2 separate regions of the Homo sapiens genome follow, and region 2 is linked to region 1. The links are chromatin loops, found by intact Hi-C in ENCODE. Cell type or tissue: heart left ventricle. All regions are shown on one strand.

The links. Peaks named below come from ENCODE experiments on the same cell type or tissue, not always from the same donor. Only the 100,000 strongest peaks of a DNase experiment are listed, where the experiment ranks them.
Region 2: a loop joins it to region 1, with 2.8 times the contacts of the local background. A loop is called at or near these places in 3 of 110 quality-filtered maps.

Annotation. Positions count from the first base shown.
Region 1 is chr14:29,545,949-29,553,948 of GRCh38, forward strand. No RefSeq gene overlaps it. Among named protein-coding and RNA genes, the nearest start is that of PRKD1, 380 kb to the right of the region's middle. In heart left ventricle, CTCF peaks have their summits at 3,102 (motif pointing right) and 3,312; no DNase peak of the experiment used is centred here.
Region 2 is chr14:29,801,806-29,809,805 of GRCh38, forward strand. All of the region lies in intron 1 of PRKD1 (protein kinase D1), which reads right to left. Among named protein-coding and RNA genes, the nearest start is that of PRKD1, 120 kb to the right of the region's middle. In heart left ventricle, no CTCF peak of the experiment used is centred here; a DNase peak (open chromatin) is centred at 3,946.

The DNA of each region.
Region 1 (8,000 bases):
AATGGTTTACATTTCAAAGAAATTAGAACAGAAAAGTTTATTTCTACAGTGTCATTCTTGTTCCCAAATTGCATGTTTACTTGAGTGGAAGAGAAATGAGTAGAATCTCAAAGGAGAAGAAAACAGCATTTATTGAAAACCTGTGTAATCATTTAAATTTATATAAACATGTGTGTGTAAAGCCTGAAAGGATTTTGGAATTTTGAAAGGATAATGGGATAATGCTTTTTTGTGTTAAGCCACTGAGACTTTGGGTTTTATTTGTTACCATGGCACAGTCTATCCTATCCTGACTAATACATCTGTGTATTTATGAGTTCACTCGAGGTAATTTATCATTATTTTTATATTACATATGACAAAGCTGAGACTTGAAGAGATTTAATAACTTGTCTGGATAGAAAGCAGTCCAGCTGGGATTTAAATCCAGCTGTCATATGAACCACGATATTTTTTGAATTAAAAGTATTTCTTATATCATATGTAATGTGACTTACGTGTGAATGAAGCTACTATTTTTGCATAAAATATGCCCGGTATGTGAATAAAACTGATTCCTTTTATCCCTTTTTATCCTTATGTTTTTCAATGTATTCCCATTATGGCCATCTTCACTGCATAAGTAAAGCCTCCTTATTCTATAAGGAAAAATCCTTCCTCCCCAATACAGAGTTAAACAAGATACTAAAATTTGTTTCCAATATGTAGCAGAAGACAATCTGTCCTCTAAGAAGAACTCTCTCTCCCCATTCCAATTAAAGCCTGGGGGTAATTGGAAACAAATAAGGGGCAAAAGCCCATATATCTTGGCTACTTGATGATTCTGATGGCAATTCGGTCTTTACTGGACACCTGAACCAAAGTAATTCTTGAGAGCCTATCATTTATAATAGGTGCTATGGACCTAATGTTGTTAGCACCTGTAATTTGGATTGGTTTTCTAGTAATAGCAAGCAAACGACAATCTCTCTCCCCATATTTAACTTTTGTAGGCAAGGCTGTGTGTTTTCAAGAGTTGTGCATGGCTCCATACTACTGGTGTAACTTTTTTTTGGTTTTTTTTTTTTTTTGAGACAGAGTTTCACTCTTCGTTGCCCAGACTAGAGTGCGGTGGCGTGATCTCGGCTCACTGAAACCTCCACCTCCCGGGTTCAAGCGGTTCTCCTGCCTCAGCCTCCCAAGTAGTGGGACTACAGGCGCCTGCCACCACACCCAGCTAATTTGTGTATTTTTAGTAGAGATGGGGTTTCACCATGTTGGCCAGGCTGGTCTTGAACTCCTGACCTCTGGTGATCTGCCTGCCTCAGCCTCCCAAAGTGCTGGGATTACAGGCATGTGCCACTGTGCCCTGCCTACTGGTGTAACTTTAAGGCAAGTCCTTTCAACTGAATAACACGAGTAAATATATTTTATTTCAATCCTGTTACCAAAGCTTAAATGAGTCCAAAGTGTAAGCAGTTTTTATAATGAATAAAAAGTAAAAAAAAAAATTAAGTACAGCAGTTCATCTTACTAAATTTTAATATTGCCTGTATTGTGAGAAAAAAAATTCAGCTTAAGAATGATCTGACTGGCTGGGAGCAGTGGCTCATGTCTGTAATCCTAGCACTTTGGGATGGATCACCTGAGGTCAGGAGTTCGAGACCAGCCTGGCCAACAAGGTGAAACCCCATTTCTACCAAAAATACAAAAAATTAGCTGGGTGTGGTGGTGGGTGCCTATAATCCCAGCTACTCAGGAGGCTGAGGCAGGAGAATCTCTTGAACCCAGGAGGCAGAGGTTGCAGTGAGCCCAGCTTGCACCATTGCACTCCAGCCTAGGCAACAAGAGCGAAACTCTGCCTCAAAAAAAAAAAAAAAAAGAATGACCTGACTATGAAACTCTTATTCAAAACCCACTTTATTTCCTTAAGATACAAGGAACTATTGACTTCGAATTGTGAAAACCTCTCTATTTATACTTTAGAAAGACCAATAAAACCAAGATGATGCTCTTTGAGTAGCTTTTAAGACAAATGCTTGAATATTTTGTAGATTTTCAAATATAGAAAATATCGGGCCAGCATGATGACTCATACCTGTAATCCCAGCCATTTTGGGAGGCAGAGGTGGGAGGATCACTTGAAGTCAGAAGTTAGAGATGAGACTGGGTAACAAAACAAGACCTCAATCTCTGCAAAACATAAAAAAATAAATAAATAAAATATCCAAGCATTGTGATGCATGCCTATCATCCCAACTACTCAGAAGGGTAATGCAGGAGGATTAGTTGAGCCCAGGAGGTCAAGGCTGCCGTGGGCTATGATGGCACCACTGCACTTCAGCCTAGGCGACAGAGCGAGAAGCTCTCAAAAAAGAAAGAGAAAGGGAAAGAAACAGTGGAAGGTAGGAAGGAAGGAGACAGAAAGAAAGAGAAAGAAAATATTAAATATCTTGTGAAAAACAATCAGAAAATGGAACAAAAATATATAAAACATGCAGTAATTATTATCTTGCAAGTAGCCCAAACCTTTTAAAAATGCATCTGTCCACATTAGTTATCTGGCAATGGCCACTGTACCACTAGAAATATTTCAAAAATGCATTTCCCCTACACATTTGTTTCATATGGATTGAATCAGAAAACATGGAAACTACAGATTAACCTAAGTGTTCATTGATGCTTTAGTTTGAGTTTTGCAGAATATTCTCTTAATTTATTAACAATATGCTACATATATATGAAGCCATGAGCTTTTCTATTTAAAACCTGTAGTGAAAAAAAAAAACCTTAGTGAATTTCAAAAGGAGATTATGCCTTTTTCTTATTGTTACTGACATTTATTCAGTGTCAAAATAATGACTATAGCAATATGTGGAAAAAATACTTAAGAACGGTTCAGAAAAGGGTGTCAAGCAGATACATCAGCCCATAATAAAGCCATCAGATAGGCATTCATCTTGGCCATCATCAACTTTTTGTCACTGTTGTTCAAGTTTATTCTAATATAGTTTTGCTGGTATTGTTGTTAATTAAATACTGTATATAAGAACATGGAGCCATTTTAACAGGAACATCTTTAGGCCACAACACAGATGGAGTCATGCAAATAACTAAAATGACCACAAGGTGGCAAAGTATACAAATCTACATCATTCAGATGGGCTCTTCCAGAAGAGAAAGTGTCTTGTAGCAAGCGGGTGGGGCTGGGGAGGGAGGGGGGAGCTTTTTTATGATTGTCTGCTGGCTAGAGAATAGCAAAATTATACTAATTTCTCAAAAATTGGTAATTACCCCAAATTCCTAGTACTTGAAATGATGTATCATGTTACTATTCTAATTTATTATAAATTTTTCTGTTTTAGAGCAAAATTGAATTTCTTAAATCCCAAATATATATTTTAAAATCAAAATTATTGGGTGTCTTTCACAGCGTTTTAAATTCATTTGATATGTATACACGAGTCAATCGGAAAATGGGAGTTATTGCTCTACAAATTCAGAACCATTATGTGATTATATGATTAGTACTAGTTATCACAAAATTACAGCTATTTATATTTCAAAAATTTTTAGTTTGGAGCAGCTAGATTATAAGACTTCTTCTTAATATTGTTGTTTCCAACACTCTGTGATCTTTTATTTTCCCTATAATGTAGTTTGAGAGATCAATTAGTTTTCTTTTTTTCTTTTTTGAGATGGAGTCTTGCTCTGTCACCCAGGCTGGAGTGAAGTGGCATGATTTCAGCTCACTGCAACCTCTGCCTCCCGGGTTCATGCCATTCTCCTGCCTCAGCCTCCCAAGTAGCTGGGACTACAGGCGTGCACCACCATGCCCAGCTAATTTTTTTTTTTGTATTTTTAGTAGAGACAGGGTTTCACCATGTTGGTCAGGCTGGTCTAGAACTCCTGACCTCAAATGATCCACCCGCTTTGGCCTCCCAAAGTGCTGGGATTACAGGTGTGAGCCACTGTGCCTGGCCAGTTTTCAATCTAATATTTAATAATCTACATCTGAAGGCCTGACCTCTTGAGTCCTAGATAAGAAAATCTAAAATATCCATTTGGATGTGCCATACATAATTTATAATTAATATATTCAAAACTGAGCTCATTGTTTTTCTCCCAAAAGACCTCCTCCTTTCATCCGATTTCCCTCCTGTTAACCCAAGGCTGAAACCTGGGACTGCTTAGTATCTATTCTCTTGTTTCTCTGCACCCTTCATCATCTGGATCCTACCCACTTCTTTGGTCTCTACTTCTCCATTCCCTTTCCCCAAACTTAACCATATTCTCCCACCCTTCTTTGGCTTGGCCTATGCTACTTTTTGTTATCCGGCTACTACTCCTGGGGTTGTAAATTGACATACTTTCTGGAAGCTTTTGGCATAATGTATTAAATACCTTAGAAAATTCATATTCCTGTATTTGTCAACTCCATTTCTAAAAATGAAGTCGTGAAAAAGTTGATCTAACATTTTGTAAATATTATTTATAATAGAAAAAAACAGAAAACTTAAAACTCTAAGAATGTTTTGCAGTGGCCAGGCATGGTGGCTCATGCCTGTAATCCTAGCACTTTGGGAGGCCAAGGCGGGCCGATCACTTGAGATTGGGAGCTTGAGACTAGCCTCACCAACATGGTGAAACCCTGTCTCTACTAAAAATACAAAAAATTACCCAGGTGTGGCGGCGCATGCCTGTAATCCCAGCTACTTGGGAGGCCGAGGCAGGAGAATCACTTGGACCCAGGAGGCGGAGAGTGTAGTGAGCCGAGATTCCACCACAGCACTCCAGCCTGAGCAACAGAGCCAGGTGACACTGTCTCAAAAAAAGAGAGAGAGAGAGAGAAGTTTTCGCAGCTATGTAAATGGCATTTTCAAATAAATACTTTCATGGAAAATGTTTGTGATGTAATATTAAGTAAAAAGCAATGTTAGAATAAAACTGTTAAATGTGATCTGCTTTATCCCCCCAACAAAGAAAGCTCAGTCAACCTTCACACCTAGACCTAACCCAATAGCATAATTGCACTTGGCACATGGTATTATAATTATCTTCATTTTTATTTAATGTTTCTCACACCATTCTTCCTAAACAGATAGTCTATGGATCACTTTATCAGAGCAATATGTTGTTGTTTTTATATATTCAAATTCTGAACTTACAGAATTCAGCCAGACCCATAAAATTGTCAGGAACTTTGCTATGCCTTTTTCTAGCTTTATTAGGTGATCTTGGTGATTTCATTTATACCCACTGATGTAGCATAGCTATTTCACAGAATGTTAGGGTTAAATTAGTTACCTGTGTGAAGCAGCTAGCACACTGAGGAGCACATTATATAATTAATCTTGCTCCACTTTCACCCTGACTTCTCTACGTCTCACTCCACCATCCCACCCTTCCTCTCACTCCCCCACACTTCACTACACTATTTACTGCCCCCCTGTTATCTCCATTGTGACTGACTGTCCTTTATTCCCGGAGTGATGGGTCTAAGAGCACTTGTGGGGCCAAAGGAAAACGTTATACAACAAAAGCTGGGTAGAAACTAGAGCACAAGATACACTATGTCTCAGTAAGTGAATGTAACTGGAATGAGGAGAAGGTATTCTGCTAGTGGCCAAGGACGCTGGGGTAAAGCAGAAGTCCCACCTTGACTGCCTCTGTCTCAAGACAACAGGAGAAGTAGCCACGCCGGGAACACTGACAAAATGCAGCCTCCTAGTCTCCATGAGGGAGACTACACAGAGTCCCAGAGACTCCAGGAGGTCTCCTTTAGGGGGCCTCCACAGAGACAGACCCCAGGAGGCTCCTAAAAAGCAAGTCTGACTTTTGAGGAGGTAACGTGAGAAACCTTCTGAGATTTCATAAACGGATTGAAAGGAGCCTGAATCCAAACCAGCTCGTTGGCATTGTCACTTTCTCACTGTACGTTATTTATTCTCTCTACTCAGTTTTCCCATCTATAAAATGGACATGAAAATGATAGAGCTGTTATGAATATTGCAACACTTAATGCATGTAGGGTGCTGACAGTGGCTGGCACATAGTAAGAGTTAAATAAAAGCATGCACACATTATTGATGGGTGGATGTCAGGACTGGGGGTCCCGTGATTTTGCCTGTGGCTATTAAACCATGGACACTCCATGTTGGTTATTGTTTCGATCATATCCTTTGGTTAATTCCCCATGCTCATGTAGTCTCAGGAAAATGATGAAGCAAATTATTAAACCAAGTTAAAATCACTCACCTTTGGTCTAAATAGGACACTCCCTAGAGAACTGGTCCATAATTCAATAGAGCAAATCTGTTACATTTCAGTAACAGAATTATTAAAGCACAATGATCTCCTCAGAGAAAAGGTCTTGAAAAGATTAATCTTCAACTGAATGTTCTAAACAAAAGCAAGATTTAATGTTCCAGCTTTTGTTCTTGAAATAGAAACTATGATATACTTTTTCCAAATGAATATTAATGGATATAATTAAAAGCACATTATGATCGTCTACTGATTTACTCTGAGAGTGGCTGAGAATTCTTTAGACCAAAACTTAACTTACATATGTAGGCATTGAAAGACTTCAAGTTGCTTGTGTGAATTATGTTATAATATAAAAGGCAATCAATTTTAGTTTAATTAGCCAACACTGTGAAATTACTGATATTCTGATATATCTGTGATATTGTAAGTCAAGATTTAAGAACTTAATGTTCTCTTATCCCCTCTTAATCTCATCAAAATGGGAACTTCTGCCAGTATAGGAAATAATATTAACCTATAGAAATTTGTGTTGAAATGAGCAATTCTCCAAATGAATTCAGGTGAGTTTTAATTACTTAACTATGGACTTTCTCATTTAATTTTAAAATATATGCATTATATTTTATAATTAAAACTAAACTTATTTGTGATTATTTTATTCAAAAGGTTTCAACTCTAATTGATTTTACCTGTGATGAAAGTTTTTGCGGCCAGACACAGTGGCCCATACCTGTAATCATAACACTTTGGGAGGCCAAGGCAGGCAGACTGCCTGAGCTCAGGAGTTCGAGATCAGCCTGGCCAACTTGGCAAAACCCCAACTGTACAAAATATACAAAAATTAGTCGGGTGTAATGGCATGAACCTGTAGTTTCAGCTACTTGGGAGACTGAAGCAGGAAGATCTCTTAAACCCAGGAGGTCAAGGCTGCAGTAAGCCAGGATCACGCCACGGCATTCCAGCCTGGGTGACAGATTGAGATCTTGTCTCAAAAAAGAAAAAATATTTGCTAAAAAGTATCCCTAAGGAAAAAAAAAAAAGAAAAAAAAGAGATTGCTTTCAAATTTGTAGGACACCGTTCTCATTTCACTATTATAATTCACTTAGTAGATTGTTAGCTTTGTTAAAATTATTATATATACTGAAATATAACCAGATTTTTAAAAATTATTTTCTACTTACCCTAATTCCACCAATTTAGTAAAACTTCACTAGAAAAGTTCATTTTTCCAACTCAGTTTATTATCCATTTTCTGAGCTGTAGTGGTTTGATTTGTGTTTCTCAAAAAAGATGTATCCACAGCCTAACCACTTGAATCTGTGAATGTGACCTTATTTAGCAAAATGATCTTTGCAGATGTAATTTAGTTAAAGGTCACAAGATAAGGCCATTCTGGCAGGGTGGGCCCTGTGTTTAACGGCACATGTCCTTATGAGAGACAAACAGAAGAGAGACAGATAAGAAGGCCATGTAAAGACTGAAACAGAGATTCTAGTTATTCTGCCGTAAGCCAAGGAGCTCTCGGAGCCACCAGAAGACGGAGGAAGGAAGAAAGGAATAATTCTATGCTGGAGCTGTCAGAGAAAGCACAGCCCTGCTCACATTTTTATTTTGGACTTCTGGCCTGAAGCAACTGTGAGAGAATATGCTTTTTTTTTTTTTTTTTTTTTTTTTTTTTTTGAGACAGAGTTTCACTCTTGTTGGCCAGGCTGGAGTGCAATGGCGTGATCTCGGCTCACCGCAACCTCCA
Region 2 (8,000 bases), 260 kb after region 1:
AGCATCCCCAGTAGCTGGGATCACAGGCATGCGCCAACACACCTGGCTAATTTTGTATTTTTAGTAGAGACGGGGTTTCTCCATGTTGGTCAGGCTGGTCTCAAACTCCTGACCTCAGGTGATCCACCCGCCTCAGCCTCCCAAAGTGCTGGGATTACAGGCATGAGCCACCAGGCCCGGCCTGGGTCTACATCTTTTATACCTGTAATCTCAGACATTAATACATTCCTGGCAAATAGTATATGTTTCATAAATGCCTGTGAAAGGAAGGAAGAAAGGAGCGAAGGAAGAAAGGAAGGGAGAGAGGGTGGGAAAGAGGGAAGGAGAGAATTAATAAATAAATGAAGAATGTAAAGCTACATTTCTGAAAAAAAAAAGATGTGACTCTACTTGAGACTACAGAAAAAACAAACAAGAATAAGTAATAGTCCCAGCTTTTAAGAAATTTAGACCTGATAGTAAATAAGGCCAGTTTGCCAATAACCATAATACAAATAGATTAAGAAAGGAAGAAGACAATACATCTAATGCACAAGGCAATTTAATAATTCTTGTGTAAGTTCAGATAAAAAGCACATTATGAGACTATAAAGGCTCAAAAGCAAACACATGATGTATGAGAACAGCCATCCAAAGATTTTTGCACCACAGTAGATGGATTAGATAGATCTAAATGTGGTTTTCTAGACCTGGATTACTTTACAAGTTAATTGACAAGGATAGGAAGTTGCTAAATTTAAAACAAGGTAACAAAGTGACATCTTTAGAATGATACTATCAGAATGGAAGATGTAAAGGAGAACTGTAATTCAGTCAGTTGGAGCAACAGATAAAAGATTGGAACCTGAGGAATCCACCAGTGTTTACATCAAATTATCCAAGGAAAAGAATCTTATCAGGTGACTCAATAAGATTTTCCCATAACCTGGATGGAATATCCTTCAAGACCAACCAATTCCTTATGTTTCAATTCTGAGCCAATTGAGCAACTTTCCAGTTTCTGAATCTGCTTTGCAGACATCTTGTTGCAGAAAGGCAATATCCAAGAAAAGCACATCACTCACTCTAAGTTAGTATACAGGCACTCCAGTCCATAAAAATATTTTGTGAGGCTTACTAGCCTGGATTTATCTTCTAGGAACTATAGCAACTCTGGTTTTATTTTAAAAATGAAGTTTCTGGAACTTAAAATCTGAGAACCAGAAACTGCATTTCAATGAGCCGGACATGAGACAGGCCAGGTCAAAAGCCATGCAAGACTATCCTCTATATATCCCTCCCAAATGGTAGTATTTGGTTCATACCTGAGTGTTCAGGGCTGAAAGGACCCACAGGCTTAAGGAAAAGGATTAAGGATAAGAAGTATTTCAGTGGGCAGAAATTATGAGTAGACCATTCCAGATGGAGGGAAAAACAGAGCTAAGGTCCAAATATTGTGAAATACAATGTACATATGGACTAGAATAAACAGTCTCATTTTGATGGCACACAAGGTTCATACTTAGGAAGGTCTAGCAAGAATATTTTAAGGTAAACTATGACCATTTTGGGGAATTTTAATTGACCAGATTGGGAAATGATTTTTTTGTTTACTGACAATGAGAAGTCACCAAGTTTTAATTTTTTTGTCTAGTTAATATCAAAATTGTAACTCTATATTAGCATACTCAACTTGTTAAAAACATAGTTGGTAACTCTGAAGGAGTAAATGACCCATGAATTGCAACAGTTTAAGTAGGAGGTAAAAATAATCCAAGCTGGAAACACAGCTGTTTTAATAAAAACAGAGGATAAGAACTTGAGACTCTAAGAAAAGGATAATTATTGGGATTCACTGAGCATCTCATTGCATGTGAAAGGTGAGGGATGTGGAAAGGTTGACCCATACTCCAAGGCTAGTAATTAGGGGTAAAATAATGATCTTTTGTTTTTCAATTATTTATATGCTGTTCTATAACTTTTGAACATCATTTTATATTAATGCTTAGACTGACTTAATATCACCATTTAACATCTGCAACTGGGTTCATTTAAAGCCAAATTCAAAATGCCTAAACCCAATCTCTTTATCTTTCTTGCTATCCTGTAACCACAGTAAGCAGTGAGCTGAAGATTTTCTAAACGTTTCAACCACCCATAAAAACAAATGTATGCGGCCGGGTGCAGTGGCTCACACCTGTAATCCCAGCACTTTGGGAGGCCGAGGGGGGCGGATCACCTGAGGTCAGGAGTTTGAAACCAGCCTGGCCAACATGGCAAAACCCCATCTCTACTAAAAATACAAAAATTAGCCGGGCATGGTGGTTGGCGCCTGTAATCCCAGCTACTGGGGAGGCTGAGGCAGGAGAATTGCTTGAACTCAGAAGGCGAAGGTTGCAATGAGCCGAGATCAGGCCATTATACTCCAGTATGGGCAACAAGAACGAAACTAAAAAAAAAAAAAAAAATGTATGCAAAAGGCAAGAGAACAATCTAACAACATTGTTATACAAGATTCCCAAGAGTAAACTGTTCAAAAAGCAATGTTCTCCAGCTAGTAAATCTAGCACTTTTAGTCCTTTCTTGAGAGCTGACACTGATACCAAGAATCATAACAGTTGCCTGACTTTTCTTAATGCTGTCTAACCCACGAACATGTCCAATGTCTTCTTTTTCCAGAATCTTGTCTCAACAAAGCAGTATTTAGAAAACAGGAGCATTAGACTCTCAACAAGTAATTCACCAGTAGTACAAGAAGCCCAAATATGCCTCCTTGTGCTACTTTACCCATACACAATCCAACTAAAAAAAAAAAAAATGCATCCTAATGTTTAAAATAGAGTTACCACAGTAACAAAGTGAACAGTTAAAAAGCAATGAACTTAATCAATGCAAGTCATTGTTAGAAAGATCATCCCCTGAGACAAACCTCTCAGTGCTAACATTATTGCTATTTATCTGAAGTATTTTCTGAAAAGCTAAGAATGACTGACTGAGGGCTTCAGATCAATGAGGTGTTTTTTTTTCCTTTCAGTGAGCTAAAACTCCCAGTAGACCTAAGCCGTACTTTTAATCATGACATTAATCGATAACAATTACACCCAAGAGAATGCCAACATAGGTTTTCCAGGAAATCTCATAGGGCTTAAAGTGCTAAATTATAGAAATAGTCAATATTATGTGTTATTAAAATGGAATTCAGGTTGGTTTCTTCCTATTTCCCTAGAGCAGAATTATGGTGCTCTAGACCTAGAAATGTTGGTATAGTGCTTCTCAAATTTTAATAGCCTTAAGAATAACATGGATATCTTGTTAGACTATAGATTATCATACAGTTGGTCTGCAGTGTGTCCTCTGATCTGCATTTCTACAACCTCCTGGGTATTGACCATGCTGCTATTAATAGTAAGCAGGTGACACCTGCAGTAGCAAGATGTTGAACTCCATTAGATTGGTCGGGGGAAGAAGTAAAAATCACACCCATTGGCTGAGGGATACTAAGAGGTATTTGACCATAACAGAGAGATTTTTACTTCTAGATATTCCAACTCAAGCTGTCCTCCTTGCAAAATAACAGAGAAAAAGGCAACACTTAACTTACTTCAAAGAGCAGCATTTTCTAAATGCATTACAAAAAAAGAAAATTAATTATCTGGGATATCAATAGGTGTTGCCAGAAAAATAGAATGCTAATAGAAGGCTGAATGAATGGTCATACAACTGAGCTAAATGAAATTAAGTAATAACAATGGCTAACAGTTGTTGAGCACTTACTACGTGCCACGAATCGTTCTAAATCCACAATGTAGAATAACTCCTTTAATCTTCACAGCATCTCTATGAGGTGGGAACTAGAGTATTGCATTTTTCAGATGTGGAAAGGTAGGCAAGGAGAGGTTAAAAAACTTGTCCAAGTTCACAGTGCTAGTGAGCTGATGGGTGGTAGAGCCAAGAGCCAGGATTCAACCCTTGGCAGGCTGCCTCCAGAGCATGGGCTCTGCTCTCTAGAACATGATCACTTTTCATTATCAACAGAAAGTGTGAGTCATCACAAGGTGATGTAAGTACTTGTAAGTTGCCAATGAAGGGGAATATGCAATGAGGAGGAGAGAAGAAAACTTAAGTTATGGCAAGATAAGAGCATGAGAACAAGCCAGAGAAGGGAAAATTGAGAAAGTGGAAGTAATTGTTAGTGAAATAATAAATACAGAAGAGTGTACTGTAGTAGTGGAGACATCACCCACCCAGACACAGATGCACTAAATAGATCAATCTGCTTAGCAAATAAATGCCCAGGAGAGGAAAGCAAGGCAAGAAGCGGATCTCATCAACCACTGGAGGACACAAACAGTTTACTTCCACCAAATGTACTGAAAAGATCTCAATAACAAGAGCCATGATTATTCCTACGTTAAATATGCAATTTACAGATTAACTGGGCCCATTGCTGGGTCCCTCTCTTCTTCCTACAGGATGGATTGGACATTTTGCTTCTAACTAGCAACTTTGTGAAAGTGAGTAAGGACAATTTCAGTTTATTTTGATCTCATTCTGAGATTGGGCAATAGGCTTGGGAGAAGGAGGGTATGCTGTGAAACTGATTAAAATACAATCTAACAAATCCTAGATTTCAATGAACCCTCTCTGCCTGGCCTTCAGGTTGCAGGAGAAAAAAAAAATACAACAAGTAGATCCAATCTGAAATATGTAGTCTGAATCAGAAAACAGCCAGCGCATCATGCAGATTACATTACAGGTCAGGCAGAACAATAAATAAAGTAGTTGTTTGGTTAGATGAGCATTAGAAAATGGTTCGACTGTTCAGGTAAGTATTAAAACAAAAAACTAACCTTGCAAACTCCTGAAGTATGCAGAGATTCCTGGAATATTCTACTGAAAACTTAAAGAAAAGAAAAAGCTTAACTGGAGACAAAGGACTGCCTGTAAGCATCCTGAAGGCATCAGATTTGTAAATGTATTTACAGGCACCAAAACAGACATACTTTTGCAACTGAAACAAGAGAGGTCCTTTGGTCTCAAAGATTGAAATGTTATAAAAACATGCCAGGAATACATTGAACATGTTGTGGATTCAGTTCAGATCACAACAATAAAACCAATAAAACCATATTGTCGCAATATGGCAAGTCACACAAATTTTCAGGTTTCTCAATGCATATAAAAGCTATGCTTACACTACACTGTAGTCAATTAAGTCTGCAATAGCATTATGTCTTAAAAAATGCACATGCCTCAATGAAAAAAAAAATACTTTATTGCTAAAAAATGCTGACAATCGTCTCCAGTGGTCTCTTGACAGGGGATGATTTCAGGGTGAAACTGTTCCACCTCAGATCATCAGGCTCTTATGAGAATCTGATGCCGCTGATCTGACAGAAGGCAAGAAAGCAGAGCTCAGACGGTAATGCTCACTGGCTCACTGCTCAACTCCTATTGTGTCTATGGTTTGAGGTTTGGGGATTCTTGATGTAAGCCTTCAGGGAGTCCTAATCTCTTTGCCAGTGGAGAATCTAGTCTCAATATTGATGGCTGTTGATTGATCACAGTGGTGATTGCTGAAGGCTGAGGTGGCTGTAGCAATTTCCTCTTTTTTTAAAAAAAAAAAAATTGAGACAGGGTCACACTCCATGGCCCAGGCTGGAGTGCAGTGGCAATTTCTTGGCTCACTGCAACCTCTGCCTCCCAGGCTCAGGTGATCCTCCCACCTCAGCATCCCAAGTAGCTGGGACTACCGGTGTGTGCCACCATGCCTGGCTAATTTTTGTATTTTTTTCTAGAGATGAGGTTTCGCCATGTTGTCCAGGCTGGTCTCACACTTCTTGAGCTCAAGTGATCCACCACCTCAGCCTTCCAAAGTGCTGGGATTACAGACATAAGCCACCATACCAGCCCAATTTCTTTTCTTTTCTTTTTTTTCTTTTCCTTTTTTTTTTGAGACAGAGTCTTGCTCTATCTCCCAGGCTGGAATGCTGTGGCATGATCTTCGGCTCACTGAAACCTCCACCTCCTGGGTTCAAGCAATTCTCATGCCTTAGCCTCCCGAGTAGCTGGGATTACAGGTGTGTGCCACCAAGACTGGCTAATTTTTGTATTTCTAGTATAGACGGGATTTCACCATGTTAACCAGGCTGGTCTCGAACTCCTAGCCTCAAGTGATTCGCCCGCCTTGGCCTCCCAACCTGCTAGAGTTACAGGAGTGAGCCACCGTGCCTCACAACCAATTTCTTAACATAAGACAACAATGATGTTTGCTGCATCGGTTGACTCTTCATGAAAGATTTCTCTGTAGCATGTGATGCTTTTTGATGGCATTTTACCCACAGTAGAGTGTCTTTCAAAATTGGAGTCAATCCTCTCAAATCCTGCCACTGCTTTATCAACTAAGTTTATGTAAAACCCTAAATCCTTTGTTGTCATTTAAATAATGTTAACGGAATCTTCACCAGGAGTAGATTCTAGATTCTATCAAAAGAAATGACTTTATTTGTTCATCCATAAGAAGCCACTAGTCATCCATTCAAGTTTAATCATTAGATTGCAGCAATTCGGTCCTACTTTCAGGCTCTACTTTTTTTTTTTTTTTTTTTTTTTTTTTTTTTTTTTTTTTTTTGAGATGGGAGTTTTGCTCTTGTCGCCCAGGTTGGAGTACAATAGTGTTGTCTCAGCTCACTACAACCTCTGCCTCCTGGGTTCAAGCAATTCTCCTGCATCAGCTTCCCAAGTAGCTGGGATTACAGGCACCTGCCACCACACTCAGCTAATTTTTGTATTTTTAGTAGAGATGGAGTTTCACCATATTGGCCAGGCTGATCTCGAACTCCTGACCTCAGGCAATCTGCCCATCTTGGCCTCCCAAAGTGCTGGAATTACAGGCATGAACCACCTTCAGGTTCTACTTCTAATTCTAGTTCTCTTGATAGTTTAACCACATCTGCAGTTACCTCCACTACTGAAGTCCTGAACCCATCAAAGTCATCCATAAGTGTTGGAATCAACTTCTTCCAAACTCCTCTTATTGTTACGGTTTTAACCACCTCTGATGAATCATGAAGATTCTTAATGGCATTTAGAATGGTGATTCCTATCCAAAATGTTTTCAATTTACTTTGCCCAGATCTATCAGAGAAATCACTATATCAATGGCAGCTGTAGCCTTATGAAATACATTTCTTAAACAATAACACTTGAAAGTTGAAATTACTCTCTGATCCATGGGCTGCAGAATGGAGTTCCATTAGCAGCTATGAAAACATTTAATTCCTTGTCCATCTCCACCAGAGCTCTTGGGTGACCAGGTGCATTGTCAACGAAAAACAATATTTTGAAAGGAATCTTTTTTATCTGAATGGTAAGTCTTAACCGTGGCTTAAAATATTCAGAAACCATGCTGCAAACAGATGTGCTGTCACACAGGTTTTATTCCATTTATGGAGCACAGACAGAACAGATTTAGCATACATCTTAAAGGCCCCAGGATTTTCAGAATGGTCAATGAGCACTGGCTTCAACTTAAAGTTACCAGCTGCTTTAGCCCCTAACAAGGGAGTCAGCCTCTGCTTGGAGGCTTTGAAGCCAGGCATTCTCCTCTCTAGCTGTGAAAATCCTAGATGCTTCTTCTTCCGATAGAAGGATGTTTTGTCTTCATTGAAAATCTGTTATTTAGTGAAGCCACCTTCATCAATGATCTTAGCTAGATCTTCTGGATAACTTGCTGATGCTTCTACATCAGCACTTGCTGCTACACCTTGCACTTTTATTTTATGGTGATGGCTTCTTTCTTTAAACCTTATGAAACAAACTCTGTTAGCTTTCAACTTTTCTTCTGTAGCTTCCTCACCTCTCTCAGCATTCACAGAATTAAAGAGAGTTAGGACCTTACTCTGGATTAGGATTTGGCTTAAGGGTATGTTGTGGCTGCTTTGATCTTCTATCCAGACCACTAAAACTTTCTCCCTATCAGTACTAAGGCTGTTTTGTTTTCTTATCATTTGTGTGTTCAC